2 separate regions of the Homo sapiens genome follow, and region 2 is linked to region 1. A link is a contact called in ENCODE Hi-C or POLR2A ChIA-PET data. All regions are on one chromosome and are shown on one strand. The core of a region is the stretch at or near the end of the contact, and the rest is flanking DNA. Distances in the headings are between cores, read along the strand shown.

Region 1 (4,264 bases), core at 865-3,364:
GGCTGAGAAGTCCAAGATCATAGCACCAACATCTGGTAAGGACTTCTTACAGTGTCCTCACATGGCAGAAGAGCAGAAGAGAGCAAACCCAACCCCACAAGCCCTTTAGATCGTGGCATTAATCCATTAATGAGGGCAGAGCCCTCATGACCTAAACACCTCTTACTAGGCCCCACCTCCCAACACAGTTGCATTGGAAATTAAGTTTCCAACACATAAATTTGGGGTGACATATTCAGATCATAGCAATGTGTGTAGCCATGTCTAAGAAGAAGAAAAATATATATATACATATAATAATTAAAATATATATATATAATTACTATCTGAAAGCCACCTGCAATTTGTAACTGTTGCTCAAGAATGTGCTTTTGGAGGAAGTTGACGCTTTTGTCTGTGAAGAGCATTTCAAGGGGGATTTCATTATCCAAAGGAAAAGGCCAAATCCCATTTCACAACTAAGACATTTTGGAGAATGAGGAGCTAGACTTCTATGCACAATAATTAAGACATTAAGACAGGTCTGGGACATTAAGACAGGTTGAGGGAAACTTGGCCTAAGTCTAGTGAGTACAGAGTTGAGGGAGTGGGGACAGCCCCTGACCAGGGTAGCAGACTGGGGCTCAGGAGGAAGCAACCAATCACTGATCCTTTGTGAAGGAGCTTGGTTTGTGTTTCCAGGAGTAGGAATGTCTGATATATAGTCTGAATTTTCCATCTTGGCATTGTAATTGTCTTCTGTTATTCTCAAGCTATTTGTAAAGTTTTATCATACATTAAAAATTGGTAGGTAGTAACCATGCTTTCTGAGAAAAGGAGAAGAGTATTTGTTCATACCAAGAGTGCCTCAGGGTGGGGAGAAGCCAGAGGGCATTACAGAAATCAAAAAGTGTGAAGAGAAATGCCTGAAAGAGAAGTCTAATGTGAGAGATGACAAAAGCCAGATCAGAGGACTGAGGGTGCATTTTCTAGCAAGCACAAGATTACTAAGAAAGGGGAAACTCAGGAAGATGAGAACCTGTGGAATGGAGCATCGGGTTACATTTGTTGAGCATTTAAAAGAAACCCCAAAGGCAAGAGAATTTGGGAACTTTATGAGCACATATGTAACACTCTGGACACATAGTAGACACTCAATACATGTTCATTACCTTCCCTTCTTCCTTCTTCTTTATTTACATGATAAAATCATAAGAAAAAAATCAAAGATGTGAGAAAATATTCACCCGTCAAGGTAACGTGGAGCTACCAGAGTTAATTTGGATACAAGGCAATGTCAATTCACAATGTTTATAGAAATTTTCAAGGATTCTTGCTTCCTAACTTTCATTTTGCTGCCCCATGCAAATCCTTTTTTTCTTTTTGATACGTAAGAGTCAGTGTCCAAACATCCTTTTCTTTGTCCCTGTTCAGGCTTCAAGTGAATTCTCACTGGTCAATCACTTCAACATCTCAGCTCAGTTCCGGTTCCTGGTTGTAAATGTCCTCCCTCCACATAATTAAGCATTATATTTGATGACTTGCCTGGTCTTATCTCTAAGACCAATCTTGCTTTTTAAATACAGGATAGCCTGACCATATGACCTGTATCCAAAGAATACTTCAGTAAACACAACCATACAGCTAATGTGCCAATAACACTATTATCGGGGTGGTGGTTCCGATAGAGTGTAGTGAAAATTATATTTTCTTTCCCGGTGCTTCCCTTGGCTCTTTATCCTTCATTTAAATGTTTCTCAGTGAAGCAGCACAAAATTTGGTTTCTCTCCTTTCCAGTATTTCTTTTTCTGCTCCCTTTGGTTGTGAGTTACCATTTACAGGTAAGACTGGAGATGGAGTTTGGCTATAGTTGCATAATTTCATCTGTTTAGCCTCATCACGAAGCATGCTGGAAAGATCTTAAACGTGGTGCACATTTTGCAGGCTAGTAAATACCTTGTGGTACTTTAATTTACTTTATAGCTTTTTTCCAAGCCTGGTGCTTGTCTGCAAGGGAAGAGTCAGCTCTTCCTCTAAGTGACGGAAATAAGCCATTCTCAAGTAGAAGGAATGCATATTTAAATTTATGATAGCTGAACTTGGCTGCAACAGCCACATTCTTGTTCTGCTTGGAGCTTGGCAGGCCACCTAATACTTGTGCTTGGTCTGTAGACGAAGGAACTCTTTATTTTTCTTTGTTGGGATCTTACAAAGCTCAAAAATATATTTTCATTTGAGACTTTGATAGACCATACAAAGATGATGTGAACAGTCAAGTTTTGCCCAGCCTGACAAACCAGTGAAAAGAATGTATTTACAGTTTGTTTATGTTTCACTGCCATAAGACCGTCAAACATTTTCTTTATACAGAGGCTGATTTACAGTCAAACTCTAACAGCAAATTATTTTATTCTAGACTATCTGTTCAATTGGTTCAGTATAGAAGTCTGGTTTTAACAGAAATAATGTTTTTAAAAGCATATAGGCCCACAGTATAAGTGGTCTAGTTTAAAATCCAGAGATATTGCATTTATTTGGCTCAAGTCCACATCCTAAATCCTGGGGCAGAGTAGTGAATTAAACCAATCTTTCCTTCCATCTACCTCCACATATTCAAACACACTCACAAGAATGTTATCACAACATATCAGGAGGAAATTTTATTATAAGAAACACATGAGTCATCAGTATTCTGCAACCTGTCAAGATAGACTGTTTTTTAGACTTTAACTCATTTAATAAGTAGTCATTTAAACATCTATTATGTACCAGATTCTGGAGATACATGTAGTAGCAAGCCAAAAGACAAATTTTGTATAATCCTGGAGCATTCTACAGGGAGGGCAGGGAGTGGGTGTGAAGCAGGAAGGCAATAATCAGATGACTATGTAATATAAAGTTAGCTAGCGGTTACAGCTTGGAAGAAAAGTTAGTTTCCACAAGAATCAAATGGGCACTTGTTTAAAATGCAGATACGTGAGTCCACCCACACTGAACTGGAGTATTCATTCTAACACCTCACACTGTAACCTGGAAAGTGTCTCCAATGCTACTTCCAGTTTGGTGGAAGTCTGGTTCATCTAGACAGCCCTGGCAAGGGAAAGTAAAGCACCGTCCATTGCAGCCTGCCCTCCACATGGTCATCTATGCTTAGTGGGTAATGATTAGTCCGAACTGATGATCAACCAGTAGACTTTCTACCAGCCCCAGGCAGCTGCAGCTCTGTCTGAGACAGCAAATGCCTCTGGAAGTTAACTATGCCCTGTGCCCACTCATAAGGTTGCTATAGGCAGGGGTCACTTTAAAGAGAAGAAAGCAGAAGATGTTAGAGAGAAGCATTTATTATAGGAGGTGGGGAGGTGGGAAAGGTCAGTTAGATTCTCCTCCTAATAACACATGACCCAGATGTCCCAGATATCAGATCTATCCCAATCAAATGACAAGGTTTCTTGAAAGGGAAAGTAAATAGCCTGATCCATTATGTGAGCCTCAAATGGTATATGAATGTGCGAGCAAGACAGAAAGAGAGAGAGAGTAAAAACTACAGAGCCTCTTTAAGAGGGAGCAGCTTGTATCCTTAGAAGGACCACTGAGGTCAACAACAGGAAGAGTGAGAAGCTTAAACTTTTTATTTTTTGAGACAGGGTCTTGCTTTGTTGCCCAGGCTCAAGTATAGTAGCACCATCATGGCTCACTGCAGACTTGACCTCCTAAGCTATCCTCCCACCTCAGCCCCCCAGGTAGCTGGGACTGCAGGCGTGCACTACCACGCCCAGCTAATTTTTGAATTTTTTATAGTGATTAGGTCTTGCTGTTGCCCAGGCTGGTCTCAAAATCCTGAGCTCAAGCAATCCTCCCACCTTGGCCTCCCAAAGTGCTAGGATTACAGGCATGAGCCACCACACTCACCAGTACCTTCATGCATGCTCTTATAACTTACATGTGAACAAATGAAAACGGTATCTGTAATTTCTTAGATAAGTCAATTCTGGAGGGAACTTTAAACAACATCCACCCCATATACAAGCAAGGAAAACAAGGACTAGAGGGGTGAATGATGTCTCCAAGGGTTCAAGACAAGTTGAAGCAAAAGCCCGTGGAGCATGTGGCCTCCTAGTACTAACTAGTCCATTTCAGATGTTAAAGGTAAATGTTATAGTTTACCCTATATAGCCCTTTTTAAAAAAATCTAAGTTTTTATCAGAAATAACTGAATTCAGATGAACTGTACTAACAGTTTATTAAATGGATACCTCAAAAGAGCCTTAACTAAGGTTAACTCAAA
Region 2 (4,264 bases), core at 820-3,319, 140 kb after region 1:
CTAAAATATTCATGGATAAAAATATATAAGATTTGCTTCAAAATCGTAAATGGAAGAATGGGTGGGGGTATGAATAAAACAGAAGTGGTCATGTATCGATGATTGCCATGAGAGAGTGACGGGTACATGGGGCTCAACACTTGATTTTCTCTGCTTTTGTGTATATTTGAACTGTTCCCAGATAAAAAGAGTTTTTCTTAAGAGACTACAGTAAAGTGAGAAAACACATCATACAGTAGCAGGAATGCAGTAATAACTTTAAAAAAAATGGCTGCTGGTAGCCAGGTGTAGCAGTAGTTGTAGTATCGTGATAGTTTTTATTAGCTTCAGTTAAATGGTCAGGAAGAAAGGCTGATAGGCAAGGGAATGGATTAACGGATATGTGAGGAGAATCATCCCTTTTCAAGTTCTTCTAACAAAGATCTCACTTTTCTTATGTTTAAGGGAGCATCAACCCCCACAGGTACAGAGGTCTGCAGAACTCTAACATATAACATTCACAGAACTCGGCCACAAACCAGACCCCAAAACATGCTAGAATTCTCTCTCCATTGTTGAATGTTAGCAGCCATTTTGCTTTCATTTAGAGCTTCAATTAAACAGTATCAAATACGTCAGGTATTTTCTTTTATTTCTGCAAATGTATCTTTACAATCAAATGCCTCATTTTTAGCCATTCACCCTTGAAAAACTGAAAGTGATTTCAAATAGTGATGTGTGGCCAGCTTTAACTTGGACAGTCATTAGTGTTAGAGGAGTGGGGATTTGGAAATACTGCCTTAAGAAAAGTTTCCCCCTTAACTTATTTTTTACCCTTCCCACCTCTGTCTCCATGGAAATGAGGTCAGAGGCCACGGAGAGCTCCCAGGGAGCCAGCAGCTGGGAATGAGAATTCTCACTTAGAGATTTCAGCTGAAAGCTATAAACTCCTTTACAAAGACCAGCTGAGTCTTTTGGCCACCATAGTCTCCTTTTTACACTAATAAATAGGTGGCTTTTTTTTTCTTTTGTCTTTCTCTTTTGGCACATACATGGAGGAAGAAGAGGTGCCACTGAGTAATAACCATTTTTGCATTTATACTTGAACTTCTGTGCAATAAATCAAGATGGAGATATTCCTTAAGAATTTATTTTCAACTTAATATGTTTAAATGATAGTGTACATATGGAATTAAGCAATTATCACTTGCTTGATCTCTGTCCTTTCAAGTTTATGATAACACCAGATATTTGAAGACAAATATATGTGGTTATTCATTACATGCTATCAGTTATAAATGATTCTAATAGAATGTCACCATGACATAATTCAAAATCACTTAATTAAAAGAAAGAACCAATCTCAAGATATGAGCAGTTGGTGCCATTAAACAAAATGTTTTATGAATTAACGTATACTTTACTATTAGTACCTGTTTTTGTTGAACTGTTAACACAAGTCCATATTTTTTTGCACTTTATTCAGTTTATTTACTCATAAATCATTTGAAAATATCTGAGAAGGGTGACTACTCAAATATGCCAAACACTTTGTTATTTTTATAAGTTATATATTATTATTTAGTAGCCGAATATTTATTAAAACAATATGAAATGTAAATTTAGTTTAAAAAAAAAAAAAGCCCTAACAAGTTCTTTTTAAATTTGGAGCTATAGGAGTCTGTGTTTCAAACTTTTTTTTCCTTCATGCCACACTTTGTTTTATGGTTCAAGGTTTGTAGACTCAATAAGATTCAGCATTATTTCCAAGAACTTTTACGAAATTTCATCATTACTCTTACATAAAACACTGAGTTATTACTTTTAATCATCAATCACACAACTGCTCTGAATTTTCCAGAACTTAGCTTCAGCAAGCATCAGAACCACAGCACCTCTCTCAGACACTTTCACATTCTTTCTCTCTCTCTTTTTTCAGCGTTGTGGTCAGCAGTCTAATGATGCTGGGCTTTTATTCTTTACTGTTTCCTTTGTCTTTGGGCCCTTTCGCAGGTCGCTGCTGAGCTCTCTCTCTCTCTGTCCTGGGTTGAGCCCTTATTCCATTTTCCCCTGCTCTCAGAAGTGAAACAGAACATCGTGTTCCGAAGCTGCCCAGCACACATGCTTCACGATGCTGCCAAGTTTGCAGCTGACCAATTGGCCTACTTTAGAGGACTCGCATTTACAAAATTTACAAGTCTTTATTTCCACCAGCCCATCACCTCCTCCCCACCCCGCCGAAAAAGAGTATGTCAAACACACTGATAAATCAAGAGTTTTTTGGTGTTGCAACAAAATGGGCAGTCATTTCTTTGCCCTTTGCTGGCTCTCAGCCTTGCTCTTCCCTCCTGAATAGATGGAAAATATGGGTTGGTGTACGGTACAAAGACATTCAAAAGTGATTGCCTCTGTATTAATAACTAATTTCAAAAGAAACATACAAACGAAATGATATGCTCTTCTATTTTTTTCGGAGATCGGTATTTCTAAAGTAATTCCTTTCCAAAAACTGATCCAGGCAAACCTGTCTTCTTCCAAATTAGGAAGACAGAGTTAATGCTTTGCTTTTTCAATGAGATTGGGTCAGGCAAGTCATGGATTTAGATATTTTGAACACTCCTTATTGGCATTTGAATCTTCTAAGCTTCTATAATAGATTCAAGATCAAATAGGAGAGGGTAAGGATTTAATGGAGCAAAGAAAAGTTGTAGGAATTGGTTTCTTGTGATTTTAGTGATTCCTGCCCCACTCTTCAAGAAAAGGAACTCGGTCAAGGGTAGATCCAGGTTATTGCAAAGCTTATAAAATATGGAGCCCTCTTTATGAAAAAGAATATGAAATTAAGCCCAAGAGTAAATATCTACTTAGAATAAGAGAAGAAACCATAACAAATGACAAACTTTAAAAAGCATCCAGAAAAATAGCATCATTACCATTAGTATTAAGAATTATTGTTATTATCATAACTTCACTGTTTGATCCACCTATGTAACATTTCTTTTCCCTACTTTTTTTACTTTATCCTCTTTGATCGTTCCTCAAATAACCAAAACTTTATAATACTATTTTGTGTAAAGAGAATAGAAAGATAATTTTGTTTTTTTTTTTCTGGCATGGCAGATAGAAATATGTTTTTTGTTATTAATGGCTTAGAAAATAATCTTTCAGCTTGAGAATTATTGGTCATGCCACAGCTGAAACAATCTCTTGCTCCAGAGGTGCTTCGTGCTCTAAGAAAATTCCTCAGAGACTCCAGACCTTTGATCTTGCTGGGCAGGGCTCCAGCTGACCCTTTGGCCATTGTCTCAGCAACTGATCCAGCATCCCATTTGGTGTCCTGGGTGGAAAGGGCAGGGCTCGAGATGCTGGTGGTGGGGCCTTTGTCTGGAGAACCCTGAGCAGAGAGTGGTGGAGCATCTCATTCCAAACCTTCTCCTTGGTGCCAGAGTTGGATTTCAGATACCTGGGGAGGCTCCACATGTTGCAGGGCATCACTGGAGGTCAGCAAAAATTGAGAGTACGTTCAACCTACCAGCCTTCCACACAGACCGAGAATGTAGAGATTGACCCTCTGGCTGGCGTGGCTCTCCATGCATCCAGCTATACCTTAAATCCCTGCGAAGGACACACAGAACCTTGGAAGGGCCTGTGAAAGTAAGCGGCTGTGAAACTAAAAGCTCATTAACTTTATGATAATCCTCCCCTCTGTTCAGTGCTCATAATATAGTGGACATTCATGGAACTGAAAATAGAAATGAATTCTCTGGCCAAAGTGACCCCTATTTAGTATTCTCAAAATTTTAAGCTCCACAGGGCAAGGATTTTGTCTGCTTGGGTCACTGCTGTATCTTCATCTTCTTCTGAATATTGTTCCATTTGTTAAGGGGACCAAAATTTGTTAGCAATGCCTTTTATTTTCCTGGGTTAAAATAGGCTGGCCAACTGGAAGCTACTGGATATTGCTCACTATTAATTTCTTCACATACCCTTGAGATACTTGTTCTTACATCATCCGAGCTCCTCCACTCCCGCATTCATTTTGTTGTGGGGGGGTGGGTTTTGAAGCATAGTCTAAGCATCATGTCATCTTCTTTTCATTTTGAGTGCATGCTCTATCGCTGCCCAGATAGTCAAAAGTCAAGCCTTTTTGGCTGGGACTCTTCCAGTTGTATTACAGTGCTGGAACTTTTTTAAAGTAGAAAAGCCCTTTACCCTGTTTTTAAATACCAGTTTAAGATATTAGAAGAATATTTTTGAAAGTATGAACATATTTTGTTGTTTCTTG

The links. A loop is a pair of places that touch in the nucleus more often than their neighbours do. ChIA-PET counts read pairs that join two places held with the same protein, here RNA polymerase II (POLR2A). Pooled maps may share reads with other maps.
Region 2: a map of sigmoid colon shows a loop between it and region 1 (5-fold over the local background). The contact joins two enhancer-like sites. A Hi-C loop is called at or near these places in 3 of 168 maps with a recorded cell type or tissue (dorsolateral prefrontal cortex, esophagus muscularis mucosa and sigmoid colon) and 4 of 50 pooled maps. POLR2A ChIA-PET finds 5 or more read pairs at or near these places in 3 of 52 experiments (A673, GM12878 and activated T-cell).

The regions. Positions count from the first base shown.
Region 1 is chr5:68,025,703-68,029,966 of GRCh38, forward strand. No RefSeq gene overlaps it. Among named protein-coding and RNA genes, the nearest start is that of LINC02219, 160 kb to the right of the region's middle. Within about 2 kb of position 2,115, at least 6 of the 41 ENCODE cell types and tissues checked have a DNase peak (open chromatin) inside an H3K27ac peak, as active enhancers do.
Region 2 is chr5:68,169,227-68,173,490 of GRCh38, forward strand. No RefSeq gene overlaps it. Among named protein-coding and RNA genes, the nearest start is that of LINC02219, 19 kb to the right of the region's middle. Within about 2 kb of position 2,070, at least 17 of the 41 ENCODE cell types and tissues checked have a DNase peak (open chromatin) inside an H3K27ac peak, as active enhancers do.